Regions from separate parts of the Mus musculus genome. Here regions 1, 3, 4, 5 and 6 are each linked to region 2. The links are chromatin loops, found by intact Hi-C in ENCODE. Cell type or tissue: heart. All regions are shown on one strand. Each heading gives the region's core, and the rest is flanking DNA. Links, peaks and the distances in the headings are about the cores only. Region 1 holds the start of Gm33206 (a long non-coding RNA gene). Region 2 overlaps Gm33206 (a long non-coding RNA gene). Region 3 overlaps Mecom (MDS1 and EVI1 complex locus). Region 4 overlaps Mecom (MDS1 and EVI1 complex locus). Region 5 overlaps Mecom (MDS1 and EVI1 complex locus). Region 6 has its middle 5.8 kb from the start of Mecom.

The links. A loop is a pair of places that touch in the nucleus more often than their neighbours do. Peaks named below come from ENCODE experiments on the same cell type or tissue, not always from the same donor. Only the 100,000 strongest peaks of a DNase experiment are listed, where the experiment ranks them.
Region 1: a loop joins it to region 2, with 2.0 times the contacts of the local background. A loop is called at or near these places in 2 of 42 quality-filtered maps.
Region 3: a loop joins it to region 2, with 2.6 times the contacts of the local background. A loop is called at or near these places in 8 of 42 quality-filtered maps.
Region 4: a loop joins it to region 2, with 2.2 times the contacts of the local background. A loop is called at or near these places in 2 of 42 quality-filtered maps.
Region 5: a loop joins it to region 2, with 4 times the contacts of the local background. A loop is called at or near these places in 5 of 42 quality-filtered maps.
Region 6: it touches region 2 in a loop (10-fold over the local background); 10 of 42 quality-filtered maps call a loop at or near these places.

Annotation. Positions count from the first base shown.
Region 1 is chr3:29,888,734-29,893,980 of GRCm38, reverse strand. Gm33206 (a long non-coding RNA gene) reads left to right here and starts at 754. Exons shown (of 6, transcript XR_880724.2): 1 at 754-875. Mannr (Mecom adjacent non-protein coding RNA) reads right to left here and starts at 2,964. Exons shown (of 2, transcript NR_110437.1): 1 at 2,732-2,964. In heart, for the core only: a CTCF peak has its summit at 3,065 (motif pointing left); no DNase peak of the experiment used is centred there.
Region 2 is chr3:29,810,909-29,816,155 of GRCm38, reverse strand. The region is part of intron 3 of Gm33206 (a long non-coding RNA gene); the gene reads left to right. Among named protein-coding and RNA genes, the nearest start is that of Mannr, 77 kb to the left of the region's middle. In heart, for the core only: a CTCF peak has its summit at 3,068 (motif pointing left); no DNase peak of the experiment used is centred there.
Region 3 is chr3:30,012,407-30,017,653 of GRCm38, reverse strand. All of the region lies in intron 2 of Mecom (MDS1 and EVI1 complex locus), which reads left to right. Among named protein-coding and RNA genes, the nearest start is that of Mecomos, 4.9 kb to the left of the region's middle. In heart, for the core only: a CTCF peak has its summit at 2,216; a DNase peak (open chromatin) is centred at 2,203; H3K4me3 peaks cover 568 bases; H3K27ac peaks cover 1,149 bases.
Region 4 is chr3:30,455,684-30,460,930 of GRCm38, reverse strand. All of the region lies in intron 1 of Mecom (MDS1 and EVI1 complex locus), which reads left to right. Among named protein-coding and RNA genes, the nearest start is that of Mecom, 51 kb to the left of the region's middle. In heart, for the core only: no CTCF peak of the experiment used is centred there; DNase peaks (open chromatin) are centred at 2,620 and 2,710.
Region 5 is chr3:30,157,864-30,163,110 of GRCm38, reverse strand. The region is part of intron 2 of Mecom (MDS1 and EVI1 complex locus); the gene reads left to right. Among named protein-coding and RNA genes, the nearest start is that of Mecomos, 140 kb to the right of the region's middle. In heart, for the core only: a CTCF peak has its summit at 2,576; a DNase peak (open chromatin) is centred at 1,630; H3K27ac peaks cover 716 bases.
Region 6 is chr3:30,512,919-30,518,165 of GRCm38, reverse strand. No RefSeq gene overlaps it. Among named protein-coding and RNA genes, the nearest start is that of Mecom, 5.8 kb to the right of the region's middle. In heart, for the core only: a CTCF peak has its summit at 2,934 (motif pointing right); DNase peaks (open chromatin) are centred at 2,955, 3,545 and 4,015; H3K4me3 peaks cover 2,655 bases; H3K27ac peaks cover 2,189 bases; H3K27me3 peaks cover 911 bases.

The DNA of each region.
Region 1 (5,247 bases), core at 568-4,567, 78 kb before region 2:
AGATCGTTACCCACCGAGCCCTTTCTAGCCCTTCCTTTCGGAGTTTCTGGGAGGTCAAATTTATCTCTAGTTTTTCATCATATTGTGTGAAAGTATGAAGATGTCTGAGGGACAGAAGCAGTGAACTGCAGGAAAGCAGAAAAGAAGAAATGGGCAGAGAGCATGGTGAGAATCAGGAGGGCCTCAGAAATTCCAAAGAGCTTTCTACCAATGTAAACAATGGCCGTTGCAGGGAGCAATACTGTGTATCAGCTAGAAGGGGTTTTGAATGTGGCAAGTGCACTTGCCTGAGCTGACAGTGCTGCCACTCTCTGTCCTGTCTCCAAGGCATTCTCAGAGCTCCACAATGAGAGCATTTGAACGCCATGGCTACCAAATAAGATTTAATTGACAGCTAAAGAGCACATTTTCAGTTACGATGGGTAGAACAGTGATGTTTGTTTCCTTGCTTGGTCTCACGTCTTCTATGACACTGTTTCTTTCTCTGGAGAAAGATAAAATTCATTGGAAAAGAGGGTAACTAAAAAAGCCAGTGAGAACATGAATTCTCATCCATAGACTAGAAACCAGAGAACGCAGAAACATGTGCAAGAACGTCAGCTTTTTCACTTCATCTGTGGAAGTCAAGGAGAAGCCTGGGGAACTGGCGTTTGGTCCAGCCTGCCTTGTACACACTACCATAGTCTGCCTCTCATTCTTCTAAATTATAACCAGGAAGAAAGTCATAGATTTTTTTTTCCTGCCTAGGAGGGTTCCCTAATAGAAGGAAATGGACCACCACATATGATTAATTGGGGAAAAGTGTCTCTTCCAAGGAAGCATGAAATTCCTCTAGGAACTAGAGCGTTCACACATGGGATTCTTTCCAGCTTCACGTAAGTCATGATAGACAACGGGTTGTACTTACTATGATTACACTAACATAAATTAGAGGTAATAATATGTATTTTGCAGTGATGGTTTAAATCTGATATATTAGTGGCTTCATAGAAAATATGTGATAATTCATGATTTTAAAATATAGAAGTAATTCAAATGGTCAAAAATAATAATTGCTCATGGGTTATGTTGAGAAGCATATTATTTTCCAAATATGAAACAATTATACCTTCTCTAAATTCTGACTCATCATTAAGGAAGCTATTCTCAGCAAGACAGAGGTCACATTAAATAAAGGTCCTTTTGAAATGTAGTTCATTATAGTAGTTACAGGTTCAATATATGACTGAAAATCAATGAGCAGACAGTCAGTTAAGACATCTAGAAAAAAATTAAAATTGCTTAAATGCCAGATTGCTGGCTTGTCCATAAATAGAATATTAAGGAAGAGCGTATTTCTTTTGAAAAGCAAAAATTTTTATACTTAAAATATGATAATCTGAACTGATTTACAAAATAACCTAAATGTGTAAGTTGACTGAATACCATCTATAATTACTTTGGAAAAATTTCAATACATAGTTTTCTTTCTTACTATTTAGAATCTGTAAATTACATATGCTGACTTTAATTAATAGATTTTTACTCTCTGTCACTTGGTAACTGGAGATCATATTTTAAGCATTTTTTAGATTTATCAAACTAACTTTTAAGATTCTCTGAGAATTTCCTAGAGCATAGAAATAGATTTTGTGTGTGTGTGTGTGTGTGTGTGTGTGTGTGTGTGTGTGTGTGTGTGTATGTGTGTGTGTGTGTTTTATTGAATTTGAAAGTAACACACTAATTGTTTTAAAACCAAAGCATTCGGGGAAACGAAACGGTGGAAGAAAACAGAAACAAATCATTTTTAAGACTCATTCCCAGGGGGGATTGCTACTTTGAAAATAACATACAGATATTTTCCTATGTAGCCAAGCACAGTTTCTTCCTGTGTTGTATCACTTATGGCGTTTAATACTCACTATGAATTAAAATTCCTCCTGTGTTTTCAGGGCCAGCACGTGTACGTGTATTTTATTGTCAGTGTCTTTTGTCAAAGTCTTGCTGCACCTCTATACCTTTATTTTTACAAATTTGATTTCTTTGAAACACAATTTTTATTTTTTTCCAGTTCTCTTTTACTATTGAAGCCTCTACATTGAGTTCATCGGGTTGTTTTCACAGTGTTAATTCCCAGCGAGGAATTGTCTCCGTTAAAGGAAACGCACATTTTAAAGCTTGTCGCTCTACCTTACTTTCTAGCTGCTTCCACATCTGCCCCACAGGCTGTGTCATCTTTCTGTTAATACAAAGCATCAGGATCGTGCTGTTTTCAGCACAAACTCTGCTAACACAACATTCTGCCATTTACTAAGCACAAACAATTTTCACATGCATATTGACTGTGATTCTAATTTCGTGAGCTTGGAGTAATTCTATTTTATTTTACTGGCTGTTCAACTTTTTCTTGAACAGATTTATAGTAACTTCTCATATACTAATTCTGTTCCTAGCCGTTTGTGAATTCATTTTTTTTAAATTCGCTTTTAAAATTCATGGTATTCAACATATTAAGTCATACATGGCAAAGCTAGTGTGAGCAAAGAGGGTAGAGAATATAGAGAGTTAGGGAAGAGGTTTAAGAACTATCACGATATCCTCCAAACACCACTTTATATGATAGTTAAGCTATAAGAGAAAAAGGTAGAATTAGAACTGTAAAACATTCCTGGTTGCAAACATTTGAAAATACTGGTCATGTTCTAAGGGATGCCCAGGCCTGCCCTGTGGGACTCTGTCTTGTACCACATACCTTTGTGTCTTGTATATTCCACAGGGACAGGGCAGAAACTTCTCAAGACACCCCTGAGCTCTAGGCGAGAATATTTTTCCATTTCACACATGAATATGGGTTTCCTGAAGGTCTAATTCCAGGTTCTTTCCTGATAATTTGTTGATCGTGTCGGCATTGACCTTCTTGACTACATAGCTTTTAAGGGGGAGAATGGACTCCCGGACTGCCTCTCCAAGTCCATGAACATGAAGTCCATCGGACTTTCAAACTTTCCTAATAGCAGAGGGCCCACATCAGTGTGACTCTGAGTCACTGAGTGAGCTTTAATTTCTTACTGCTCTCTTGTGGCCATTCAAATGAACTGTCCAAAGACCTAAAAATCCTATAATATTAATAGAAAAAATATTTTCCAGACAGTCATCATTTTGTAACAGAAAAAATTATTGTCTTGACATTTGAACATCAAAGCCAGAAAACAATTTCTTTTCTTCTTTAGGTATTGTGATGTAGTCTCAAAATTCAAAAGTAAAGGCTGGAACATTCTCTCTCTCTCTCTCTCTCTCTCTCTCTCTCTCTCTCTTTCTCCCTTTCTAATTTCTCCTCTCTTTTGTAAAGTCAACCACACAGTTATTTCTCTATGAAGTCATCAAAAGAGTGAAGATTGAAATATTTCTGGCTATTCTGAAGATAAAATAATGCAGTTCCCAGCTTGTTCTCTTGCTGTGGTTTTGGGAGTATCTGCAGTCTGTGTTTAGTCATCATAATTTGAAACAGTCATTTCTTTAAGGAAGAAAGCCTTCAAATGCAGACTCTATACTTGAATGCAAATACTGCACAGTTAATAAAAGTCGCCCTGTCATGTTTGTGTCTTATGATGTTGTTTGTGAGTAGAGTGGACTCAGGCACTGCAGTCTAAGGAATTCTAAGGGGGAGAGAATGTGCTGAAATGCTCTTTCCCTGCAGTTACATCAGTCAAGTAAGGTATAGCCTAACAACTCTCTAATTCATTTGACTTAATTTCTGTGGCCATGTCTAGTCAAGAATACTATGGTTTAATCACAATTATGAGCAACTGTGTTGGAATTAGCTTGTGCACATCATATAGATAACTCTTCTACGGGATGAGGCTCATGCTGTTCCTGGCATCATTCTATAGCCACAAAGATGGTTTCAGAGGATTGCCGGGGGCGGGGGGTGTGAATCCCCAAAGGCTATAATATCAATATGTGAAATCTTGACCACTCAGTTGCAGGATTGTCTCCTGAAGATACTGGCTCACAGAAGTTGTAGTTTATTATAAGACAAACAAAACCTAAGCATGCCATAAAGAAATATAAAAACAGAATCATGTTAAACATCACAAACAAGAATGATATAAGGACATATCTGGCCATGAAGATCAAAGGATGGTTTCCTGAGAATGTGACGCAAGAGTCTAGAAGCCACAAAGAACAGAAACGATGGGGTGATTAGGAGGACCAGCATGTACACAGGCTCTGCCCTGAGAAGAGTGGAAAGTTTTCATAAGATAAAACAATGGCCAATACCTTCAGGAAGAAAGCAGCAGAGAGAACAAAGTAACTTAAAATTGAGGTACAAACATCTTATGAGCTCAGCCAGAGTTAGTTCATCTTGACTATAAGAGAGAAAAGAAGGCATCAGCATTCTCTAAGTATAAGACCTTCTCATGTTTGAAAAGGTTGTTCTCCCAGGTACATAGACAATGGAATTAAAGAGGTCAGAGGGCTGAGAAGCAAGTCAGTTGAAATTTCCAATAGTTCACATGGCAGGTAACAGACATTTACAAGGTCTGAGGAATATGGGTAAAAACAGAGACAGGATGTTGATGGCTCAGGGCTTGAACATCAGTACTAACATCACAGAAGGTTATTATCAGCATTCTAGCTTCAATAGTGGGTGTGCTTCCTCAGCAAGGATGGAGAGGTGACCAGTTGGGAGGGGGAAAGTTGAGTTTAACAGGTACATGACTTGTCAAAGTGGACATATAATGAAGGAAATTGTACATGATGACCAAGATTTCAAAGGAAGGACCTGTGAAGGAGAGATATGAATGGAGTTGATATTTAAGTACAGGAGGAACCACAAATATTAATGAAAAGATTTGACTAAAGGGGAAAATAATTAGTAGTATGCTAGATAACTAGGACACAAACTAATAACCTCACTAACAATTGTAGATCTAACATGATAGATATTTCCTCATATCTTTGCTCCTATTAACTCATCCAATAGCCCCGATTATTCTATGATGGAGATACTACTGTTATCCCTTCTTTCTGAGAATATTTCCATGTGTGTGTGGATATCCAGGTGTGGGGGGATGTGTATACATGTGTGTGTGGATATGGAAGCTAGAGATTGTGTCAGGAGTCTTCTTCAAGCACCCTCTCTCATATGTGTCCAGGCAGGGTTTCTAAGTTAACTCCAGGGCTTGATGACACAGCTAGTCTAGCTATATAGCTTGCTTATGGAACTTCCCATTGCTGTCTCCTGAGTGCTGGAAGCACAGACAG
Region 2 (5,247 bases), core at 659-4,658:
GATCTTAATAAAGTCAGATTTAAAAACATGGATCATCTCAAAGTGCAAACAAAATGCCGAACTTGAAGAAAATGTTGCTAAACACAACTAAGAAGTGAGAGACAGAGACAGAGACAGAGAGAGAGAGGAGAGAGAGACAGAGACAGAGAGAGAGAGAGAGAGGAGAGACAGAGAGAGAGAGAGAGGAGAGACAGAGAGAGAGACAGAGAGAGACAGAGAGAGGAGAGACAGAGAGACAGAGAGAGAGAGAGAGAGAGAGAGAGAGAGAGAGAGAGAGAGAGAGGAGAGAGAGGGGGGAGAGAGAGGGGAGGGAGAGAGAGAGGAGAGAGAGAGAGGGGAGAGAGAGAGGGGATGGAGGGAGAGAGAGAGAGAGAGAGAGAGAGAGAGAGAGAGAGAGAGAGAGATCTACAGGATCAAGAGCTTTGTTGCTGTCATTTTTAAGAAGTCACTGCCCCACTTGGCAGCTTATCTGGGATGATTGTCTGAGGCTCTTCATTGTTCCCCCTCCCCCATACCTCTGAGATTTGAAGAGGATGGTCCAGAGAGAAGCAGACATGGCTCAACCAAAGGTCTGAGCAAGGAATAATAAGTATATATTTCATTTCGATTTAGAAGATGATATTGTCTCAAATTCAAAAGAACAGAAGTGGTGGTTTGTGGAGTAGGTACCAGACCCACCCCGCCCCCTGAGATGCAGAACTCTTTCATCGGTGGTAGATGATTCTGAACTGTAGTTAGGTAGCTCAACCTTCTAATAACACGAGGAACAACTTTCTGAATTGTGGGATTCTAATGGAGGCACTGGGTCTTCTTTGACGATGAGAAGGCAGATAGGGCATTTTAATGTGTCCCTGGAAAGATTGTTTTCTCAAGCTATGCCATAAAGTTATGTTTATACCCCCAACTTCAACACCATGCTTGCCAAGAAGGTATGATAGCTCACAAATGGATGCTCACAGGGCACAAACACATGTTCTTAGTTGCAGCCCAGGGAAGATGAAGCTGATCATTTAATGTGGAGCTTTCTAGTGAACGGTGGTAGCCAATACTGACGACTAAGAAACATTCACTTCATGAAAAACACTTGAGTAATGACATCTTTTCTATTTCAGCCTTTTAACGAGGCATGGGATCTGGGATTGAACGTAAAGCTGCTATAGGAAACAGGCTATGCCCACAACTGATCACTGCCTGGACTGACTCGTGTTTATTATCTGCATTTCTCTATTGTTTTACCACCTGCCAGAAAGTTTGGCTTGTTTCTCTGCCGGCTGCACATTGGATGCCCAAGTCTCATACACAGACAAAGCTTCCTTCCACGGGAGAAAAGACATAGCTAGACTGGGGTTCTGGGGTCACGGATGCATGGTTCTTGGTCATTATGTTTGGCTTTTAGACTCAGTACTTTATTCTCTCTGTCTCAAATAAGAAAGATACCCATACTTCCTTGATAGCTCTGGTAACACTGAAGTATTGAAATAATAAAATTATAAGTTTTGCAAAGCAAACAGAATTAACATTATTGGCAGGCAAATGTCATTGCCATTTGGAACCCGAGAAAGGTTAACTTTTATACATGGCTAATTTTATCTGGTTACTTAATTTTTGCCTGTAAGTAGACATTTGGGGGAATAGAAAATAAGTCATGAGCATGCTGTATTTTCATCTACTTTGTCTTCTCCTGTATTCCTGAGTTTTGAAGCCATTACAAAATCAAATACTTGTTTAATCTAACCCTTTCCCATTTTTAAGTATAAACAAGAAAAAATGACACCATAGGCACATCACTTCTCCCTCAAAGTTATTTCAGGACCTTGGTTTTTGTCACTAGAATTCTCTCTTCAAAACATAGAAGAGATCCTGGCCACATACGGACTGGCCCACCTAAAGGTTCACCCTTATTATTGCACATAGTGAAGGGTGCTCTTTCCCTCAATTACACAGTCCTTCAAATCTACATAAACAAACAGGAGCTATGCCTGCATGTCTAGATCCCAAATATTCTATTTCTCATACATTACATTCTAGTCAAAGCAAATCCACTGATCTGGACCCTGCATTTAAAAAAAATGTTGAAATTAGCCCGACAGACCTGAATAGCAGGTCAGTGTGATGATTCAGGGGACTAGTCTTGTAGACAGCTGAAAGAGAGCCCCCTTTCCTCCAATTGTCTTTTTACCACATCTGTTGTTAAGTCAATGCTGCATATAGAGTTTAGATTGCACATAGAAGAGGATGAGAGAAGGAAACAAACTTATTCAAAGTTATTCCTTGCTCCTCTCTGCCCCTGTCCCACCCTGCTCAGCTCCTACTGTTAGAATCCTAGCCAGAGTTCATTGTGAACCACTGGAGGCATGTTTCCATTGGCATTCGCCTCCCTTCCCATCACAGCCTACCAACTAGGCAAGAAAGAGGACTGACGAGAAACAAAGGTAAGATTTGTTCTAGAAGATGATTTATTCTGCTGTAATTTCTTCCAAGAGCTCTTTCCCCCAACACACACTCCCCCTCTTTCCCACTTAAATAAATAATGAGCTTGGGAAGTCCTTTAGCCCGTTTTGCTTATAGACATATTTCTAAAAGAAAATAGAGACAGTGTATTCTGGAAGTTTATGTAAGGTCCAAGAACAGAGTCACTCTGGTGCAGCTCCCATCCCGGCTACAGCAGGTTTCTTTATGGTGAGTATGACAAAGGGCAGGCTGTGCTGCAGGAATGCCAGTCGCCGCCGCTGTTCCAGAACCTTCTATCACTCTTCCTGATTTGACATGAAATATTAAACACCGGTTACCAACAAAACGTTATTGAACACAGATGTCCACTATCATTTTCAAATTGCTAAAGTCAATTTAGGAATATATATATATATATATATATATATGCATTTCCCTAAAACACAAATGTCATGTGACAGTAATGATTTCACAATATACCATTTCAATTAAAAGAGGACATTGTATATGTGTTTTCATTTTAAAAATCCCTTCTCTTTCATTAAAAAGGTCTGGGTCTTTCAGTACAAACTGGACCGAAGATTGAAAAATAAATTAAAAGAAAGAGCGCCACCTACTGATGCATTTAAAAACTCTCCCATCGGCTCTATTTCTGAATGGAAAAGGCACAACAGGGACCTTGTGAACAGTAACTCAGACTGCTTGGCTCAAAGAGAAGAAAGAAAGGAGCAGGAGTTGCCCCCGTGGAAAGCAACTGGCTAGAATGGAGCTGTCTCCATAATGGAGAAAGCCTCCCCTTTTCTGTGCCCCTCAGAAGCTCTAATTAATAAGTCTGCTCCAGGTTTAGTGCTCCCCCAAGACACGGGTTAACTGTGCCGTTCCCTTTTGCTGGGTTTACCGAATCCGGTCGGGTCACACATTTTGCTCCATTACAATAATCGTATTCATGTCACCGGCTGCCCCTTCCGACTCTCAGACATGGTGGGCGCCCTTTGAAAGGATTTACGGGACCATTTCTCCCACCAGTGAGGTTGGGCTTGTTCAGAGCCTACCATACTCCTCCCCTGCCCCCACCCAGCCTAGATTCATGTGATTTCACAGGGGAGGGAAGAAAAACATCCACTGGGAACTTAAAGCCTACCTCAGGAGGCAAAGAGTAGTTAGTTGAGGAGAAAGCAACTGAACCAGACCAGGAGGGAGATGGCTCAGAGAGGCTGATCAATGGCCCCTGCAGTTTTTGCTGTCCCATGCCCCGCCACCTATCTATACGGTCTTCCAGGACCAACTTAGATTCCTGCTTTGACACATCTTTTAAGAAAGGCACACTCTCTGAGTCTCTCTTTGTGTGCCTTACGTTACAGACAGATGTAACTTATTGTGAGCGCATCCTGGCCTCTCAAAGGGTCTTGGGGTCCTGGTTTTCTAGCATGGACTTAGGTTTATAACACCACTGGCTTTCTTTTAAGATGAGTAAAGTCTAAATTATGTTTGTTTCCTACTTTTAAGCAGTGGCTATAAGAAATATTATCAATATGCAACAGGACAGCATCTAGAAACACACAATGGAGTAATTTAGAGTAAAGTCCCTTTGAAGATGTCTGTTCAGCCATGCAGAGACTTGATTAGCTAACCGTAGGCCCAGGTATTCAAAGTCTGAATAGAAAATGTTTATCTTCCCCCAAATGAATCACACATCACCTATCACTATAGAGTTGCCAAACTGTATGGTTTCCTTGTCACACATAAATTCAATAGCCGGCCACATCCAGGGACAGAAATTCCTTATAAATCAAACACCTACATACATTACAAAGAAAGGGAGTGGGACATACTGCCGAGTTTCAGTCAATCAAAACATGTGTGACGAGGGTCTTGTGTATCCAAGGCACAGTGCTAGGTTTCATGGGGACATTTAATGAAATATGACCTGGCCCAACCTCCAAGCAGGGGAACACCTGCCTTCCACTGCTGCTCTGGAGATTATGTGCAATGGCTGAGCAGTGCAGGGTGACAGGTAAATGACTACTATTATCATGACTACAAGGTCATTTTGAAACAATATTTAAAGCAGAGGTGGGAGAGATGGCCAAAATGGAAGAAATAATATGGGATTGAATGGTGACACGGTGACACTGATTTACTGGGGTCAGAAAAAGAATGAACATGTCTGAATCTTACCTTCAGAAAGCTTCATGCAGAGGGTTTCAGCTCTGAGTTTACTGTTTTCAGAAACTCATTAGGTTCTAGGCAGAAGGCTGAGCTATTGACATTTTCAACTCATTTTTCAAACCTCCCCTAATTCAAAGGGTATAAAGACATTATCAGCCTACTTTTATGGTTTAGAATTCCAGAGAGACTAAGGTACGCATGCTGTCACATGGAGTTTTCCTACTTAATCAAATTGTCTCCACTATAGACACATGTGTGTGTGTGTGTGTGTGTCTGTGTGTGTGTGTGTGTGTGTGTGTGTGTGTGTGTACGTGTGTGTGCATGCATGTGTTTATATCTGTGTACACCTGTATGTGTGCAAGTGCACATATGTGTGCACATCCGTTGAGGTCAGATGATGCAAAGTTGACTTCAAGCGTCCTCCTCAGACACCATCAACATTTGTAGGCTTTTGTTTTATGCTTTTGTTTTCTCTCTCCCTTCCCCCATCACCCTCTCCCCCTCTTTCCCTTCTTCTCTTCCTCCCACCCTCTCTTACTTTCCCCCACTCGCTGTTGCTGAGATACACTCTCTCGATGGCCCAGAGCTCAGTGACCAGCACTGGGAGAGCTGGCCAGGGGTGTCCTA
Region 3 (5,247 bases), core at 428-4,427, 200 kb before region 2:
GAATCAGCGACACATCTCTTGAGTCCCAAAATAATACTGAAATTTTCTTACCTGTGTCTCACTTAAGCTTAGGTGAAAGTCTGACCACTTCCCACATTGCCACTGTGCCGTGGAGAGAAAGCATTGATTTTCTTTTTAAACACACATCAATATCTATACACAAAGCTAATTTAATTAGCAAGCAGTTATTGTTCAGCCAAATGTCAATTTCTCAAATTATTTCATGCTTCCCAACTGTATGAACGGTATGAAGCAGGATTTCACAGATAGTCTGTGAAGGAGAGACTGCATATGAGATGCCCCCCCCCCCAAAAAAAAACAAAAAACAAAAAACAAACCCATACATTTGCTTGGTGTTAGAAGAAAAAAAAAAGTCAGACTTGGAGTTCAATGGCTGCTTAGCCACCCCAAGAACCCAGAGCTGCAGAATTAAAAAGACTATACTTAGGCTGAGGTTATAAAGGGCCTTCCTCTATAAACTCAAAACATAATGTCAGGGTGAATGGGAGCCTACTTTATTAACTTTATGGTATTGAAAACTGCCAGCAAGTTGTCTTGTTTTTAAATACCGTCCTCTGCAGAGTGTTACAGGGCCGTTTGTCCACAGGAAGCCATTAAAAGTGGACAGTGCAGTCATTTCATCTGGCTTTCTGTGGACTGCTTTTCTTTCTTTTAATGATGTGCTGGCATGTACCATGCCCATAGGGCCTCCATTAGCTGGACTCTTGCTTCTGGGACAACCCTGAAGTTTAAGGCTTAAAAGAGGCATCGGTTTACAGTCCTGTGGGAATCACTTGGATACTGGGGCGCTGACTTATTACCGCTTTAACTAATATATTGACTTATTTTAAATAAACAGTTATACCATGAAGGCAGAACCCATGGCCTTATTGGAAATCTTTGGGCCTTTTAAAGATTCTGCAGTCCTTGCAGCCTAGGGAGGAAGGGAAAGGATTGCGGAGGGTTTATACCCATTTCAAACCTGGAAGAAAATGCATTAACCCCTCCCACCCCAGCCTGGCCATCAACCAGTGTGTGACTCCTAGAAAATCTACCCACTCTGCTCAAACTGAGAATTTCCCAATGTTGTCTTCTTGGTAAACAACAATTAAGAGCAATAAAGAAAAGAAGCGTGCCATGGCTAGTACTGAAAAGCGGTTTAAAAGTATGATTATTTAAGAAAAAAAAATCTGATCGCTACTCTGTAAAAATCTGATCGCTACTCTGTTGCATGCATTCTCAAAGCCATACATTGCTTAAAGCCGCCTCCTGCCTTCCACTACCCTGGTAGTTAGATCAACTTTCCTGATCCGGGCTTGCAAACTAAAGCTGGTTCGAGATTAAGGTAAAACCATTATTTGTAATAGTCTATTGCAAGGGCGGTGCTAAACTCTGCAGAACAGGCGTATTCCTGATCACTGTGGAGCAGAAAGCAGCTTTGCAGTGGCTTAATTTGTAGCTGGTAACTACTGTAAACAGATTTCTCTAGAAATCCAAGGAGTAAAGGGAGTTGGTGGATTTGGCTCCTTGTATTTATTTATTGTTTTAGAAGGCTCCTAACTAACGGGAAGCAAGCTTACAGGGAAGCAAAGCACACTCCTTGCAAAACTCTGCCCTCTACCCTTGTTTGAGCCTGTTTTTCTTCGGATGGGGTAGATCTCCTAATGGGTTACTATTGGAGAGAGGCAGGGAGGAGCGCTCTATCACTTATTGTGAGATTGTGGGACTTTTTCTCTAAATTTCAAGTTATGTTAAGACAAAGCAGGATGGCTGTCATCATGTGAAGTTCCTGCCTCATATGCAAAAGAAGACGGTGTTGGGAGGAGGTGAGGGGAGTGGGGACCAGGAAGCTGCTGTTAGACTTTCTTCGCCCAGATAGATGCTTGTGATAATGCCGTGTAATCTTTCCTGCAGTTTATCTGTTGTACAAGAGTGAGAATCACAGCACCAATATTGATACTATTTAATAAGAGACACATATTAAACGGATAGCGGTAATGTTAGAATGGATCCTCGCTGTCTTTAGACACATCTCTCAAGGTCTCAGGGAGGAAATTAAGGAAATTCAGAGGTAGGAGCATCCTCCACTCAGGCAGTTTCCCAGGGTCTGTGTCTGTGAGACCTGGAGGCTGCAACCAGGCTGTCAGATCCTGGTGGGTTCACCTAGGTCGTTGAGGCTGCAGGCACTGTACTTTATTTCGGGATACATCGCCACCTAACGGCCTCCAGCCGTACCTGCAAGAATACCATCTAGACCCGTCGCTCCGCCTCCCACACCAGAAGCTAATGTAAGTGGGGAGAAAACAAAACAAAACAAACAACAACAACAAAAACCTCAAAGGTTTTTTTTTTTTTTTCCCTGAAATGTGAATTTAGTTAGGACCTGTCACTGATTTCCCAGGACCTTTGTGTCGCCACCAACCTTTCCTGCTTTTCTGAGAAGCTTTGAAAAAGGTTAGGCAGTGGGTGCTGCAAGGCCAGGGTGGGGTGAAGTAGGGGCTTGGAATGGTTTGGGGCACTGAGCACCCAGACCCCCTGATCAAGCTGAAGTGTCTGAAGCACTCAGTTCCCCAGATTACTTGTATTTAATACACAATGCATCATAAAACAAATCTCTCATCCTGACAGGAAGAAAATAGAACAGCTCATAGCTCCAGCTATTCCAATTTATGGCTAAATTAAAAAAAAAAAAAAAAGTAAAAGAAAAAGAGCACTTCAACAATGGGCAAGTTGAGGAAGGGCCTAAGATCAATGCAGGGAAGCCCAGACTCCTCATGATTCTCAGGCAGGGCTCTATGGGAATATCTCAATGCTTAGGTTATTTACAAAGGATTTTTCCCCTGTCTTACCTACTACTGCTGTGAGATCTCCCTCCCCCCCCCCCCCCCCCCCGCCAAACAATGGCCATTATCTGAAATAACAGTTCAGTGTCATAGATAACAGGCCACCAAAATGAATTAGTCACCACCTCTAGTCATTTACTGTCACCTGCTTCCTTGTCTTCTGACACTATTTTTGTTTTTTGATCAGCATTTTGGGGAAAATAAAGATCTACTGGATTTTCACATTAACTTGCCCTTGGAGAGAAAGAAATGTGGGTGGTACTGTGAGTCCTGATTCATAGATAAAAGTTTAATGTCAGCACACATTCTAAGCCTGTGAGCTGGCTCCACCCCTCCCAAGTACCTGTTCCTAGACCTAGGCATTTTACTAAATTTTCCATTGTTGAGTTGAGAATAAATTGGATCTGAGGGCTGGCGATTTAGCTCAGAGGCAGTTCTCTTGCCTAGTGGGGGTTGGGGGTGGTTGTCCTGGAGGTGTTTCTGTCTTCTCTTGGTGGGTAGGTGAGCTGTATCTTTCTATTTGCTTTTATAAATGGAGTTTTCTCATCAAAAGCATTTATTCTCAATTAAGCGGTGGGTTTAACATTTTTTTTTCCAAATTTATCTACAAATAAACACATGGATTCTTATATTTTGCCATCCTCTATCCAAATTCTTTCACCCAATGTCATCTCTGCATTGTATTGATAGAAAGTGCCCAAACTTATTATAAAGTTATCTAATATATAAAATATGAATCACTAAAAGCAACCACTTGCATAACTTGACTCTGGGGAAGTCATGGCCTTTTGAATAACTTAGAAAATATTCTCAATCTACTACAATCTATTTGTGAGAGAGATATGAAAATAATGCTTTAGATTTTAAGATTTGTTCTTGTGTGTGTGTGTGTGTGTGTGTGTGTGTGTGTGTGTGTGTAGGGGTATTTTTAAAATGTACACATTTCTGGGGACCTAACTATAAAAAGGAAAGGAATAAATTTAAGTAGAAACTTAAATTATATTTTATTTTAAAATATGCTTAACTGGAAACTGGAAATGTGTGTTAGTTTTCACTTTTGAAGCTGCTGTCTTGAGACTTTTAATGCGAGCCAGTATCTCTTTATCCTAAGAGTTGCCCTGGCCCTCTTCAGAGCTTCCAAACTACCAGCCTGCCTGGGGAGGCACCCTCACACCCCTGAAAGCAATTCTCCACCCTATCTTTCCCATCCCCCACCCAACTCTAACACAGACTCTCTCTCTCTCTCTCTCTCTCTCTCTCTCTCTCTCTCTCTCTCTCTCTCTCACACACACACACACACACACACACACACACACACACACACACACCCTTGTGCTCAGGACATCAAAACCAAAGAGATTTCCCTGGGGAAACAAATCCTGCCTGGAGAAATTTCCCCATTGGTTGTTTATCGGCAGAAATCTACATGTTTCTGGGGATGGTGCATCTATAATCAGTCTGTCCCTATAGGACTTGGGTCTTGGCGACCTTTTTGTGACCTCTCCCGCCAGAGGAGGCTGCTGTCACTTTAAAAATTTACTGAAAGAGGAGCCCGTCGTCTGGCTTCCGACCACTCTGGAGATAGCTCCCTTTCTCCCTCGCCCCGGTTTCTTTCTGGATGGCCGAGCAGATCCCCTTTAAAGAGACAGTTCATGAAATAGAAACCCTGCGGCTGGGCGCGGAGTGGCTAAAGGGGACGAGCCGGTGAGGGTCTGGCCCCGAGAAGGCTCTGGGAGGACCTGGGGGGCCGTCCTGGCCTGGCAGGCCCCCTACCTTCGCACACTTTCCTCCTGCGGGTCTTGCCCCTGGAGCTGCGACAGAGGAGTGGGAGAAGTTTTAGTAGGTTTCAGATAACTTTCATTACACATCGGGCTGATAAGAGCAAGAGAAAGTGAGGAAAGAGGGAGGTAGTGAGACCAGAAGGAATAGCTGCGAGCTCATTTAGGAAGAGGGGAAAAACCCAAATACACCAAACCCGGCTCAATTCTGGTCTTAAAACACTGTTGGCGGACAATAAATCCGAAACGCGTGGTCCTGGCGATCAGCTCCCAGGGAACGACAAACTTATCAGACACCCATTTGGAAGTGGAGACACGAGGCTTTTATTTTAAAAAAAAATTTTTTTTTCTTTTAAAATATCTCGAAATGTTAGCGGGTGTTCTTTGAAAAGATTTTCCAACTCGAGTACCTGGCTGCTGCTGATCTTATTTTTGTTTAATTCTGCTGTGATTGCTTTTGATTGCTGAGTTGAGGCCGTAGAAATCGGAAGGTAAGCGAACTCACTTTAAAAAGTCTTGGCTGTGGGCAGGGTGTCGCTGGGGACAGCGTCTGCGTCCCGGGTTTGCGCTGAGGTCCCCGTGCCCCCGGAGCGTCCCTGGTCGCTGGGACTCCGCCGCCTCGGGTG
Region 4 (5,247 bases), core at 789-4,788, 640 kb before region 2:
TAGTCCTTGATTAACATTTATGCGAGAAAAATAAAATTAAAGTCGACATTATCTGATCCAAGAAATGCTCATATTTACTTGAAAGAGCGAATATTAACTCAGCACTCTTAAAGAGTTGGCTGTAATCAACTTTAGAAGATTTGTTGTTTGAGTTACAACTGCATAACAAAAAACGAACCAAAACCAAATCCAGCAACATATTTAAGAGGCCAGTGGAATATCTCTCAACTACCAAGTGAAGTTCTCTGGAGCTGGTGGGGTTTTCAGAAAGTGCTAGATTATTAAAACAGTAGTCTATCTCCATGGACACTGGGCAGGTATGTGTGTGGATGTGTTTTCATAGATGTTTACTTATTTTTAACACATAGAAGAGCTGAGCAAGACTTACTGAGTTCATTATAGATCTTTCCTTCTCTCTCTCTCTCTCTCTCTCTCTCTCTCTCTCTCTCTCTCTCTCTCTCTCCTCCTCCTCCTCCTCCTCCTCCTCCTCCTCCTCCTCCTCCTCCTCCTTCTTTTCTTCTTCATTTTGGTTTTTTGAGACAGGGTTTCTCTGTGTAGCCCTGGCTGTCCTGGAACTCACTCTGTAGACCAGGTTGGCCTCGAACTCAGAAATCCATCTGCCTCTGCCTCCCAAGAGCTAGAATTAAAGGTGTGAGCCACCACTGCCTGACCATTATAGATTTTTCATCAAATTAAGAAAGCAGACACAGGGAGGAGGCTCTTAAAGTCAACCAAAGCCCTACAGTACACTCCAGGCCAACCTGTGAGATGCTATCTACCCGCAACTCCTCCCCACCACTCCAAAATTGGGGTAAAAAAGTTTTATCATTAAGATATAAGTAATATCAATAATGGTAAACTCAGATTTTCAAACAGAAGACTTGAATTTACATATTTATTTGTTCAACACATATTTTCTACAAACCTGGTATATTTAGGGCATTGTTTCAGGCTCCATTGGAGCTGACGTGATGAAGGGGAATGGGTTCTTGTGTGAGTCTGTAGCCAGCTGGAGGAGCCTTGCACATTATTACCCCTTGGTAAGCTGAGGAAGGCGAGCAGGCTTTCAGCTATCCCCAAGGTGTCTCTAGACTCCTGCTCCCTTATGAACAGGGATGCCTATGTTTTTTGAGCCTGCGTGTTTTATAAGTATAGAAGCAGTAATTTACACAACTGCTTACCATGAGCCATTTTCTTTTCTCTGATTATTTGCCGTGCCTGAGGATTGAACCCAGGACTTTGCACCTGCTAGGAAGGTTCTTAGTGGGCTTCCCCCAAGAACCTGGGCCAGAAGCTTTTGAATAGCTCTGGAGATGTAAGCTCCGTAGTCTATGGTTACTAAGCCCCTCATTCACAAGTAAGAGGGTTCTGGTGCAGGCGGGGGTGTAACACCCTTAGCGTGGTGGGCAAAGACGTGAGCTTGTACCCTTCGCTCTGGTCTGCCTGTGTAATGTACTCTCTACAGTAGGTGCATACAGCAGTGCAGATTTATTTAAAAGTATACAACAAAGCTTCCTGCTTATTGACGCTATCTTTTCCATGACTTGGGTCTGTTTATCAAACGCATGCTTGTACTGATTGATAAGCAGATATCACAGATTGATAAGCAGGCATATCTTCCTAATCTGTGGAACTCAAACTTCTGTGACCATTTGAAAAAGAAAATGGGCAGCGGGTTATCCAAAGACACCCAGCATTTATCGTGGGAGGGCTATTTTGCACCAGGCCTTTTATGTATCTTCTTTAAAATTCACTGTATTCATTCTTAAGTTTGCGTGTTGGACCTCATTTTTTGTCATCTTTATTGATTTGAAATTAATCTAGATTTTGTTTATGTAGGTTTGTTCCTAGCCCAGATTTTAGAAAAAGGCTTATGAGCAGAGGAGAATCAAACAGTAAGGAAGGAATTTTGGACTGTTGTCCTCGATAATCTGGAATTTTGTTAAGGGATAATAGAGGAAAGCTGTTTTTTATCCTGGAGTCATTTCGAACCATGTGCTCATCACAACTCCTATGGTCTAGTTATGTGTGTTTGGAGATGGAGAGGGGGAGAGGGAGGGAGTGGGAGGGAGGAAGGGATGGGGGAGGGGGGAAGGGGGAAGAGAGAGAGAGAGAGAGAACACTGGAGAGCACACTCAAGCAAGCTGGGAGGGAGGGAAGAGAAAGTAAATGAAGACTATTATGGAAGGAGATGTGAAATAATGGATATATGAGCTTTTAACAAGGGGTTGAGCTTTAGCCTAGATCTAGTTCCTTGCCAGTGGAGACTCTTTTTGAGTTATTCCCAGTGCCTCAGGCCTGGCATGAGCAGGACCCCATAAGAGGCTGTAGAATGGATAGATCAGAGGCCTTGGTTTCTGCAAGAAGCTCTTCTCAGAGGAAAAACCCCTCCCTCTGAAGACGCTCACTGGCCAGGTGCCACATCCTCCTTGATGTCTCACTGTCCCACTGAACTAACTCACTGACTTTGAAGCCCAGAGAGGCTTGCTTGGGAACCCAGCAGGGCAGCCTTGGTCTGTGACCTGGGCCCCTGGGGACAGGGTTAGGAGATTGCAATGTCCTTGCTGTAAGGCTAGGGATACAAGGCCAGATTACTTGGGTCACAGGTCCACATTGTTGAATGAAGCAGAAGCATTAATTAGTGACAATTACCTATTGGAAAAAAGAAGTCGAGTCCTCAGTGCTCCTTCCAAAAAACTTAAAGACAGGAGGAAGCTTCTAACAATGGGTAGGGGCAGATGCATTTCCGCCCCAGTGTCAAAAACAAGGTACTGTCTAACTGATGAGTTGTGAGAGCTCCCAGCGACGCTTTGATGAGCCATCTCCTGCTTCCTGATATTGTGACCCCCTCGGCAAACACTGACAAATAAAACCAGCATGCCTTCGATGTAACCGAGGGCACACTATCTGAGGAGACGCTTCATTTCAGGATGTGTTTGAAATCCTGTTATGAATAGGGTTTACATCCTTGCCTCTGAAATAATATTTTTGTACTGTGGAACTCAGTGGTAAGAAAAAAAAAAGGACAGGTCATGTAATGTGTAAACAATTTAACTTTGATGTAATATCTTGTTTGTTGGATTTGAACCTGGGGAAAGTCAGAGAACATGTTGCTTAGCTGATTTCTTTCTTTCCTTCCTGTCTATTTTCTCTTACCTTGGATGGCATTTTAAAGATGAAGAGTGTAACTGAGACCAGGGTTGTATCCCAATGCCAGCCTTTCAGTCCACTCCCCTTTCTCTGGAGGAAAACCCTTAGGTTTATAGAACCTTCCCGGCCATGACTGTAGCTAGAACCTGGGAGATGTGGTGTAAGGGATGGTGAGACTGTATTTTGTTAAGTTGGAGAACTCGGAGAATTCGAGGGTTCTGAGCTGCAGATGGAACTTAGATCTTTTGAGGCTTGCGTTCCATTTGCTCTTGGCAAAGCACAGTTTCCTGGTTCAAAAGAAAATAAGCGCGCAAGAAAAAGGGCCCCCGGGCTTTGCGGACATCAAAGCTGATGAGATACCCTTATAAAACAGCATTTTGATGATTTGTAGATTATAAGAGCTAGGAACATAGAGATTAAAACTATGCTTAAAGAACCCCCAAGTTAAAGAAAAAGAAAAACCCAATACAAACCAACAGCAGAGCACCAGGAACATCAGTGCTGGCAGCGTGCAGTTCCCCGGGTGTCTCTGCCAAAGCTGAGGTGCCTTAGTGAGTCTTGGTGCCACCATGCCACATTGTTATTATTATTATATTAGTATTTTGCAAAATTTCAGCCTTGATCTGATGTCCATCAGATGTTACACCTAAAACGGTAGTCATAATGTTTCTGATTTTATTTTTTGGAAATTATATGTCCTTTTTTTGTTTGATGTTTAAACAACTTTATAGACTAATAATCCTTCTACTTAAGTACTAAATATTGACCAACCTATCTAATACAAATTAGTTGCTTTTTTTTTTTTTTAAAGAAAACAAACAGATAGACTGACACAGTTTCTTTTGGCCCAGGATAGTTTTGAACTCACTGTGTAGTTGAGGATGACCTTGAACCCCTGATCTTCCTGCCTTTGCCTCTCGAGTGCCGAGATTAGTGGAGTGGAACACTGTGCTTTATGTGGTGCTGGGAACCAAGCCCGAGGCTTTAGAGATGCTAAGCAAACCTCCTGCTAGCTGAGCTCTGTCTCCAGGTCCCCAGATGCACCGCTTTTAAAATTATTCTAGATTAGTGGTTCTCAGCTGGATGTGGTTCTGGGGCCCTGATGCTCATATGGTACTCATATGGACTCATAGGGGTCATATGGTACTGTCTGGAGACTCTGGAAGCTAACTACTGGCTTCCATATCCCACAATGCACAGTCTGCTGTCTACAAACAAGAAATTATCGGGCTCAAAATGTCAAAGCCACAGTGGTTTGAAAACCCTGTTCTAGACTGTAGGAGACTCACAGTCCTTATCTTTTCTACCTTTCTTACCTTTCTCTCAAGCAAAATTGATGTTCTTTGCTGATTTCTGGGCATAAATGATCAGATTAGAGGAGTAAAGATAAGAGTGAGAAAAAGAGAGGGGGAAGATTTATATGTGGCTAGTGTAATCATTTGGTTCCTAGGTCTTTAATCCTGTCCCATTATAATGGAGGAAAGCAAGCACTTTGAAAGAGGTCACCCTGGGCCTGAGGACCAGAGATTATTAGCTGTTATAAGCTAGGTCTTTAAGAAAGCAATGGAAACAGGATATATTAATAAATTTTGTTTGCCATTGTCCGCATGCAATTCTGTGCAACCCCAAACTGAGGCTTATGAAACACTTCCGCCCTTCACAACTGCCTGGCTTGTTTGTTTTGCCCACATACCCGGCGTCTGCTCCAGCAGATTCGGCTGCACTCGTAGAAAGAGCAGGGGCAGGGGAAAGAAGCGTGTGATGGGAAGTTTCCATGGACGTGGTGAGAGGGCTAGTTAGGCAGGGTCCTGCAGGCAAGTCCATCCAGACAGAAGAACAGCTTGATGTAGTTTAGAGCTTGCTTTTATCTATCTATCTATCTATCTATCTATCTATCTATCTATCTATCTATCTATCTATCTATTTATTTATTTTTAAATGAGATGGTGGCTTGGATCAAGACAGTGCTTGATCTCCTGAGGAGTCTGAAGAGGTCTTCTACTCCTGCACACGTATGTGTCAGTATTCAGACTAGCATGTTTTAGGCAGGGCTTCCTGGCCTTAAAATCACCTAAATCCAGAAATTTTAACAGAAAT
Region 5 (5,247 bases), core at 663-4,662, 350 kb before region 2:
AGAACATCTAAAAATTTTTCAGTTGATTAATCATTTATTTACACTTAAAGATTTGTTTCTTATTGTGTGTGTAAGTGTGTGTGTGTGTGAGAGAGAGAGAGAGAGAGAGAGAGAGATTGAGTGTGTATGTGTGCTGTGTGTGTGTGTATGAGAGAGAGAGATTGAGTGTGTGTGTGTGTGTGTGTATGTGTGTGCAATATTGAAAATGGCCCAGTGAGAGCCATGGATGCTCTGGAGTTGGAGTTAAGGTGATTTTGAGCTTCATGCTATTGGTGTTGAGAACTAAACCTGGGTTTTCTAGAAGAACAACAAGTATTGTTAACTGCTGAACCATATATCCAGCCCTAATATTTTATAATTGTCAATTCTGAGAATGCCACTTCTCAGAAATATATAGCACACAGAGCCAGAAGTATATCTTAAACCATTTCAGCAATTGTAGAATAATCTGTCTTAATCCCAAGTCAAATTTATGTACTGATTTTTTAAAATAAAATGTATCTATAACTTAAATAGCATTAAAAAGAAATCAGACACTTTTAACACAGTAAAAACAAACAGACTATTTTGATAACACTCTGGGGAACATGCTAGAAAACTATTGAAAGTCTTTTATTTTCTGTAATTAAACAATTCAGTTTTCATAAGAGCAGAACACTTTGTATAGACAAGAAAAATACTATAATACTTAATCTATAAATGTATAGAACCTGAGCCCAGGTGTGGAGAGCACCGTTCACTCACGTGTCGAGTCATAGGAGCACCTGCAGTGTTTAGGGCGGATGTGTGCTCAGAGCCACAGCTGCGGAGCCCTCCTGCAATGCCTCATGATAAGGTGTTGCCATGAGCACCTCTGAGACAGTTTGCACGCTTGGTTTCTAAGTTGCTTTTGGTTGCTGTGAATTCCTAACTCTACTAGTGATACCTTTTTCATCACTCCACATCCAGGATGGTAGGGATTAAAGTTTCAGGAGCTGTGAAATTGTGGAGTGGCTGTTACAGCCACTGGAAGGCCATGGCTGACCATACTTGGCTATACAAGTTCATATCAGTAGTCAGTGGCATCCATGCCTCAAGGCTGAAGCTACAAGTGAGTTGTCTGAACTGTAGTTCAAAGTTGTGGAGTACCTAATGTTGGCTGTACAGTGTTGGAAGAATAAACAGTGGCACACTTGGAATGCTCAAAGTGAACTTTACAAGATGCTGGTGTGGGCAAGGAACACCATAGGCATGGCAAAAGCCTTCTACTATGAAGGTCACCAGGTGGGTTCTTGCTGTTTCACTTTTCTGGCTCTCTGGTTATTCCCCTTCCATCCTATCTTTGCGAATCAAGCAAGTTTTGTAATTGCCTTCATCTATAGCTGGCCCAGGAAAGGCTGCTAAAGAATATTAGTGTGAGTGTTTATGGAAACCTGGTTTTGGTTTCAATTGGAAGCTGCACTATAGCTAATCACTTTTGTCCTTAAATGCTGTGCAGTCACTGAGGGTGGAGGGTGAACCCATAAGGATATATCCTACTGATGCACACTAAGTGCAAAGCCATGGTGGCTTCTTCAGACAGTTGCTCAAGGGCCTGCCTTCTGCTCTGCCAAGACCTACTGGAGCTCTGCTTGCTTTTCCTCACAGCTCTCTGCAGACCCGAGAGCTGGCAGGATGCCCCTGCCCTACCCCGAAGCTTTTCCTGTGTCCTGGTAGAAGAGTCAGTCTAAGATATCACTGTGATCAAGAAAGCCATGCCTTCTGAGTCACTGAGCCAGAGGAGAGGCCAAGGACAGCACCCCTTGTTTGGGGGAGGGTCTCTGGGTGTCTGACCATCCCAGAGACTACAAAGAAAGACCTGGCTCTAGTTTCCTTTCTCTTTCAGTAAACATACGCCTCACTTACTGGAACCTGGTTCAGTGAGAACAGTGTTCTGCCTGAACAGAGCATTGCCACGTCAGGCCAGAGTGAGGGTGGTGTGGTTCCAATAGACAAAACCAGTACAACCCATGACTGACATGTGACAGAGTACAAGGGTCTGGAAAGGGAAGATCCCACATCCTTCCTCCACTCCCAGTTCCTTGCTGCGGGAGGAGCACTGGTCTCCTGTTCTCTGTGTACAGTGGTTTAAGAAAGCTGGCTTTGCTCTGCCTTTGGATTCAGAGGAGATGGAGTACAGCTCTGGGAATCCCAGGTCGAATGCACTAAATGAGAATCTAGTACTTATTCTGATGGCAAGAGGAAGAAGCAATGACTAGCGGGTAAAATAACACCACATTGAAGCACAGCGACAATGTGAGAGGCCCTGCTGGCTGTCTTACGTGCAGCCACAATGCTGGTTCTAAGACACCATGGAAATATACCCTGCATGCCAGAAGTTTGTGTAATAAGGTGTGCTAATTTCAGTTATGGAAAACTTAGCTTTCCGTACTTGGATTTCATTTCAAAAGAGATTTTGTATTTTTTAAATGCATTTGTTTTCCTACAGCGACATGTGTCTCTGAGATACACCTGATACTACTGTATAACTTCTGAGTAGCGGGTTCAACTCCACCCTTTTTTACATCTAGGTACATTGACATTTGCATATGCTGCCACCAGGTGGTGGCAAATCCCTTGAGTCACGTGTATTTTAACTTTGAAAAAATCCCATTAAATTAAAAAAACACTAAAATATTTCTTTAAATTATATCTTTAGATGCTCAATATGTAAAGTAAGTCAGCCAAATTACGATAGCAAGAGTGGGAGAGAAGTTTCAAAGCCCAGTACCATTTGAAAATCCCCATAATGCTCGTATTTTATCTGGCATTAAGATATGAACTGTTTCTTCAAATAAAAAAAGAAAACTTAAAGAATAGAAAAAGTAATAGTCCAGAGCAAGAAAAGGGGATGGAGAGCACTTCCTAGAGCCAGGAGGAAGGTGGTGGAGATGCTGTGGAGTGGAATTGATTCTGCATGGGTGGTGGGAGAGGCAGACAGGCTTGGGAAAATGACTGTGGTAAGCCTTTTCCTCTGGGGCTCTGTGTTGGTGGAGTTGTGTCCTGCAGAAGCTTCTGGAAGGAGGGCTAGCGTGGAATGCTATAGCTGAATCTGTGATTGACGTGGTTTCATCAGATGATCAGATTCATCTTTGTCTAAATAGTCAACCCAGAGTTGCAGCTGGGTCCTCAGGTTCAAGGGCCAAGTCTTCCAGCGTGTGGGGTTCCAGGTGGCCGGCTTTCGATTTCTCAGTGCTCTCCTGTGCCGCTAGAAAAGACAGAAGGTAAGAGGCACAGCATGCGCAGACACTTGTTTTACCACCTTGATAGGGTGATTCTCCATGGCACACATGATCAGCATTAGAAACAATGCCTCTCCACTGGCTAACACACACACTTCCCATTGTGGCATGTGTGTGTGTGTTTGTGTGTGTGCGTGTGGGTATGTATGTGTGTGTGCTGTGAGAAGCTGTGTGTATATGGGGCATGACTGTGTATGAGGACAATAGCAGATGCCATGTATCTTGCTCTATCATTCCCCGACTCATGTCTTTTAGCAGGTCTGTTACTGAACCTAAAGATTACTAATTTTTTTGGTCAGACTGACTGCCAGCAGGCCCAGGGATGCTCCTGTCTGCATCCACCAGGGCAGGGTTATAGGTGTGGCCAGTTATGCCTGCTTTTTGTGTAGAAATTGGAGGTTTAGGTTCTGATTCCACATGTTTCCACTTCCCACTGAGCCATTCTCCTATCCATCCATCAATCAAACCATCTTTAAAAAACTAAGCAGCAGCAACAGCAACAACAAACAAATACTGCTCTTGACTAACTGTAGTAGCTGAGTACAGAAATCTAATTATCCTCCAGCAGGAAAACAGAGGAAGGGTTCACTGGCAAAGCAAAACAAAGACCCCACCAATCAACCAAACAAGAAACTCCAAGCGGTGGTTAATGACCAACCAATAAAATAACCAGGCACCTTGGGTCATATAGTTATTGAAAGAAGGGAGGGGGTGAGGAGGAGGGAAAGAGAGAGGGAGATGGAAAGAAAGGGGAATGGAGGGAGGGATGGAGAAGGGAGGGAGGGGGAGAGAGAGAGAGAGAGAGAGAGAGAGAGAGAGAGCTCTTGATTAAGTACTAATTACTAATTAGTTTCTAGTTGACTTGATTGACCAAGAGAAAGAGTTTCATCATGAGAAAAACTGACAGGAACACTAGAATGAATATAAACTCTCCTAAGGGCCTGGGCTGAAAATTCTCTATCAACTCCAGTTCTCACTTGTTATCAGGGGCCAGCCAGGGTTCACTGGCTAGAAACCCATAGCAGCCTCTCGTGCACCCGAATGGCAAACAATATGTCTGAGAGAACGTACCTGGAGTCTAGAAAAATTCTGCATATTTAAGGAACTTTCTAGTAAGTAAGAAGACAGGAACACAAGACCAAAATACACAGTGTTTGGTGATGATGACTGCTCTAGAACTCAGAAGAACCACAGTCAACAAATGTACTTGGTTCATCTACTTGGAGAGAAAACCTGAGCAATTTTCTCAATGATAGCAGAAAAACCCAAGAGCCTACCAGACTGAGAGCAAACAAGTGATAAAGGAGCCTATAGAAGGAGCCAGCAGGGTATAGCAGGAGACTTTATGAACTAGAAGAGCAGCCAAAGACTCCATCCCACCCAGGGGCTAGATGTAGTGTTGTTGTTGGCCTATATGCTCACACAACAGCAGCAAGGCAGGGATGAGCCCACTTAAGGGTCCCTGGGCAGGAGACCTTGATCGTAGCTCTACACTTAGCTCTCACAATGTAGCTTTTCTCTCCGATTCTGCCCATTCTGTTCATTTGTGTCAGCTGTTTCTTCCCAGAACTGAGATTTCAAATACACTCATCAGCCACCTATTGGCAAGTAATGGCAGCAATGACTATTGGTGTGTAGCCTACAGTTGAGGTCTTGGCCAAAACAACTCCACTGTGCTAGGTTTTGGTGGCCCATGTAGTCCTCTTTTCTCTGAACTGACATCCTTCATCCTAATATCTGTGATTGAACATTAATAAACAACACTACCCAATATGACCACAGGGTAGTGGAAAGAGTTAGAATGCTGTATGTGTGTCTGAGCTCAATATAATTTGATCCAGGTATGTTTCCATTCCCTGGGGTACTTTAAAATACTCTGCAGTGCCTGGATTCAGATCTTCAGCCTCTTATTAGGCCAATGTGGTCAACTATAACACAATAGTGGTTTCTATGTAGAGTGAGCTCCACCAGAAGTTACCTTCCCCTT
Region 6 (5,247 bases), core at 888-4,887, 700 kb before region 2:
AATCCTACTGTTTCTTCTGTGTGCAACTGACTCTCTGTAGAAATTGCTGCTTTCCCAATCTCAGAGCTGTGGTGTTCTTCTTGACCTTAATCTTTGAAAAGATTATGAAATGTTTGAAATGGGACATGTATCACCATTTAAAAAAATAAAATGTTACCTCAATAGCTATTTTTTCCAAGGAAAGTGAGTATAAATCAAATTTTTGTAAGTCAAATCCTATTTTTTAATGTCCTGGAGGACTCATTATTTAATAAAACAGCACAGAGCAAATAACCATATTGTGATTTGGCTTTTATAAGCCCAGGCACACCTGTGTCACACTGTCATGGTTTTAGGACGCTCTGACTCTATAGAGGAATTTGAAGGTTGCCAGCTCTGCCTTGGACTCAGTTCAAGAGAATTAAGTTATTGAGTACTGAGACTCTTGCTACAAGGCACTCTTGTTCATAACTGTCTCAGCATGGATTCTGTAGAAAGTGCTTTTAAAAAAATGTGGAAATCTACTATAAGTTTTAAAGGACATTAAGCAAATTAATATGTTTTGGTTATGTGTGATAACATTCTCATGTTAACCACAACCATGTATCTGAGTAAATAATAATAAAGTGCTCTATGTTAAAAAATACAACACATCTTTTATTTACTGCCAGTGAACTAACCTGAATAATTTTATGTATTGAAAGTAAAGACAACAGCCAGACTCATGGAGAGTTAGAATGAAAAGGGCTAGAGAAACAAAGCAGAATTTTTAAAAGGATGAAAGAAAAAAGAACTTACTTTGCTAAAAATCACTTTCTGTTGAAATTACTTTGTGGCTTTCAACTCACAGGCAGAGAATGGGGTAACCTAGAAACATTAGACTGATTCAAATACCCTCTCTGGTTGGGTTGTGAGGAAAGACTCTTTTTTTTTTTGTGAGGCCAGAGCAGAAGAGAAGCATCTTTCAGTTCCTTTCCTCTTCTCGCCATGTGGTTTGGGTTCTCCTGGGTTCTGCTGTGTCAGCCTGTCTGGAAGATGGTCTGGAGCTTCTTTGTATCGAATATTGACAGTAGCTTGGTATTAGGGACTGATTTGTCAGTTCTCGTGCACACAGCATTTTTTGAGAGTATGTAACCCAAACCCACGCACACACTGGTGCCCATTCAAGCTGCAATGTTAAAGTGAAGATCCAGTTACAGCAATTTCATATACATCAAACCCTTGGGTTCTGCTGTGTGAAGAGACAGCCCGCTGACCAAAGAAAAAATATCCCATTACAGCTGTGAATGAGAAGACAGAGCCCAAGACCACACACACACACACACACACACTCACACACACTCACACACACACACACTCACACACACTCACACACACACTCATACACACACTCACACACACACTCACTCACACACTCACTCACACACACACACACACACACACACACACACACACACACGGGGAGGGGGCACGTTGAGGAGGGGAGACAGAAAGAGAGACAGAGAGGGATCCTTGTCATTATTCTAACTTTCAAAACAGAGTTTAGAGCAAGTCTCTTTTACAAAGTAAAATCCATACGTAGTGTTCTGTATATTATTTTTAACCCCCACAATATTCGTGCAAGATGTACATAATTATTCAACCATACAAAGAAGAAACTCAGTTGTTTGCCTGAATTCACACAGTTGGTTAAAATGGGATACTATATTTGAAACTTCGTTGGATCAACTCTTTAAGATATTAAAATCTGCCGAGTGTGGTGGTCATCACCTTTATCTCTGTATTTAGGAGGCAGAGGCAGGGGGATTTCTGTAAGTTCTGGGCCAGTCAAATGTTTGACTTTGTTTCTTTTTTTAAAAAATCTTAAGAATTGATCTTGCTGGATGAGGATTTATCTCATGTACAGTGCCCATAAAATCTGAATATGGCTATCTCTTAGCAACAGCAGACATGGCTATGCAGGAGAGAAATATGCTCATGCTTCAGATGAAAATTTCAAAATTCAATCTAAGATGCCGCCTTCAGGATGTCCACAGCGAAGAAGGGAATGAGTAAACAAAAACTGTAAGAGCAGGGAGGAATAAAAGGCAGAGACTTGGAAAGCAACGGAGGGAGAATGGGGGAAGGGCTGCCCATCCTTTTGGGGGATCCGGGAAACCTTTAGGTCTTAGAGGCGTTTGGCTTCTAAGATCCAAAGGCAACAAAACTGGGAGACGGGTTTCAACAAAGGACAGAGAAGGTGTAGGTTTTAAGTGAGTAGAATCAGACACTACCCTTTTCGCGACTAAGGCAGGAAACAGGGATTCAGCTGCTGAGGTGATTTAACAAGACAGAAATCTTGGCCAGATACTTTCAAGAGTGGTGTTTCCCAAAAGTGCACTATTTCGGTGAATCGTCTGGGAAAATGTCTTTTCGAGTTGGTCGGTCTAACCCGGCCCTGAGGTTTTGAGCTTCTAATAGTGGTAATGGTCCAAGTAATGGTGGGCTTCTAGGAGCATCCGCGCAACCTGCAAGTGAGCTCAGAAACGCAGAGTGCTTGAGCCTCACCTCAGACTTCCTGGATCCGAATCTGCATGTTAACAAGATCCCCAGGTGATTCGTGCGCACATTAAACTTTGGCAACATTCTTCGAGACGATTCTTTGTTCAATGCAAAGATCTAAAGAGGGCCTCTGGCATTGCACGCCAGCAGTCTGGCTTCTTTCTGGGGCTCCATATCCCCCAGGACTTAAAGATTTGTGCCCGAGTAGCAGCTCCTCCAGATCTTAAGCCGGTAGCAGCGCCGGGAGTTGTTCTCGTCTTAATCCTCCTCGCTGGGTTCCTTCCCACCCTAACTCGCTTCCCTGGGGCGCCCCAGCTGTGTCCCACCCCCAGCCTAGGCAGCTACTGTGCACAGCTGGAGCCCTCCATGGCTGGAGCTTCCGAGCTGCGGCGGCGGAGAGAGCCAGGCGGGGGCGCCGCAGACTAGGCTGTGCGGGAGGAGACCGCGCCCGGCGCCGGGAGCCCAGAGAGGGCCTCCAGAGAGACGCGCGGGGGAGCGCGAGCTCCGCGTGGGCTGCCAACCCGAGCAGCCTCCGCGCCACCCTGGCGCGGTCGGGTACCGCGTGAGTCGCGGATCACACCGTGGAGGCGGCGTGTATTACCTCCATCCGTGGCCCTTCGTACAGGAGCTTCCAGCCTCGAGGGCCAGTTGTCAGCGGACTAACTCTGAGAAAGAACCCGTTATCATTCCGAGCTGGCTGGGGAGCCTGGGAGGTTCGGATTGATGCAGTGACGATTTAAAACCAGCATCGCGCTTCCCTACAAGCCCGCACCTTTTTTTTTTTTTTTTTTTTTTTTTTTTTTGGCTTCTGGGAGCAGGTGGATGTTGCAGGGAGAAGGAACAGGGTCAGTTTGCCAAGAAAACTGGGCTCAAAAGCGCTATTTACAAAAGGGTGACATTTACAATGTGGAGGAGGTGGCTGGCCAGCGGAGGCCAGCCGCTGATCGAACCTTATGTGCTTGCTTTTGACCGGCCTGCAGCTTTACGCGATTACGGCTGCGCTGCAGAGCAAGGATTTCGTAGGAAGAGGAGACTATAAGTCGCGGGGTCTGCATGCAGCTGGGAGGGACGACCTTGCATCCCCCTCGCCGCTGGCCAGATGCACGGTACGCGAAAGCCTAGCAGGCGCCCCGGCTCTCGCCTTGCAGCGGTGCGAAGCGCGGATTTCCCCGCCAGTAGCTTCGTATTCAAGGCCAAGCCGGACTGGCGATTGAGAGTTAACACCTTTTCGTATAACGGGCTGAGGCAGGGGATACGAGTCTCAGCCCTTGCCGAAACCCACGAAAGTGTGCGTTTCTCGTTTCTCGTTCGGAGGATGTCAAACAGAATTGGGAGTCTGAACATTTCCAAAAGCTTCCGTGTGTTCTGTCTCGAGACCCATCGGATTTGTTCAAACTTTCGCGAGTGTGTGAATGTACGCGTGTCTCCACCCTCTCCTTCTCCCCTCCACCCCCACCCCGCCCTTGCCGGCCGAAGTCGTCCTATATAGCGATGATAAATATCCCTGTTGATCACTTGATTGATTACCTCCCTGAAAGGTCACGCGGGCTCGCAGTAATTTCCTTTTGCCTAAGGCTCCCTTTTCACTTTTACTCCAGTACGACAGCTCCGAATGCACGGGATCTTTATTTTTGATTTTAACCCCTAAATGCAACCCCTCCCGAAAACAATGCAGACAAGAAAAATCGAATAAAATCAACTCGAGACCTTTCTGTACACTCTCAGCCTCCCTCCTGGTCTTTACTGCTTTCTTCTTTCTGGTCGCCTCCACCCCCTCCTACTCCGGCCCCCTCTCCCCAGCTCCAATGTATTCTGGATACTGTTTAATAGATGAGTGTCTTGCAAGTAAACTCAGGCGTCCCTTGGGTCTGCATTTCATGTCTGTGACGCTCTCCCTTTCTCTCCTGTGGACTGAAAATTCGGATTTAAACCACCAGACAAGCTATTAATTTAGCTAGGCTACCCAGGGTCCTGAACCCAATTAATTTCTAATAATTATAGCCCAAGGGGGCTAGATAGATCTCCCTGCCTCTTTCTTTTATTGCCACACCACGCCACCGAGGTCAGCGTATAATAATAAAGTGTATATTTTGAAAGCGATCCCCAGAACGAGAGAGTTATTGCAATGAATGAAAATTGTTTCCATTTTGGCTAATTGAACCCCTGGCCGAAAGCTGGACTCTGAGACTAAATAAAGAGAACTGTTTCATTTCAACATGAAGAGACTCCTGCCTACCTCTGGTCACCCAGCGAGAGTTTAATTTCTTAACAGCCAACCTGAAACTCAGCGTTGGGTAAACAGTATTAATAATTACATTACAATGATTAAATTAATCTTTCTGGTAGCCAGGCAAATGTAGGTTTCGATTCAATAGCATGTAGAGTTCACTGCACAAAGACAATAGGCCAAGAAATACCTCCATAAAGAATTCAAACTTTCTTCTAAAGGTACTGTGGGGTTGGCTCAATTATAGTGCCAGGAAAGGAAAAAAAAACATTTCCGGTTCCTTGCTGTTTCTAGCATTAATTAAAGACACAGTTGGAAAGAGGAATACTGACCTGCCTCTTCCTTTTCAATAGTTTGTCTTCCTTTCCACTCCTACCTCTATCTCCCCATTTCTGCTCAAAGAAAGGAAGAAAGGAAGGACGGGGGTGGGGCGGGGAAACAACACACATGTGCACACACACACACATCCCAAACAAACCCAAACAGTTATTAAGCTCATG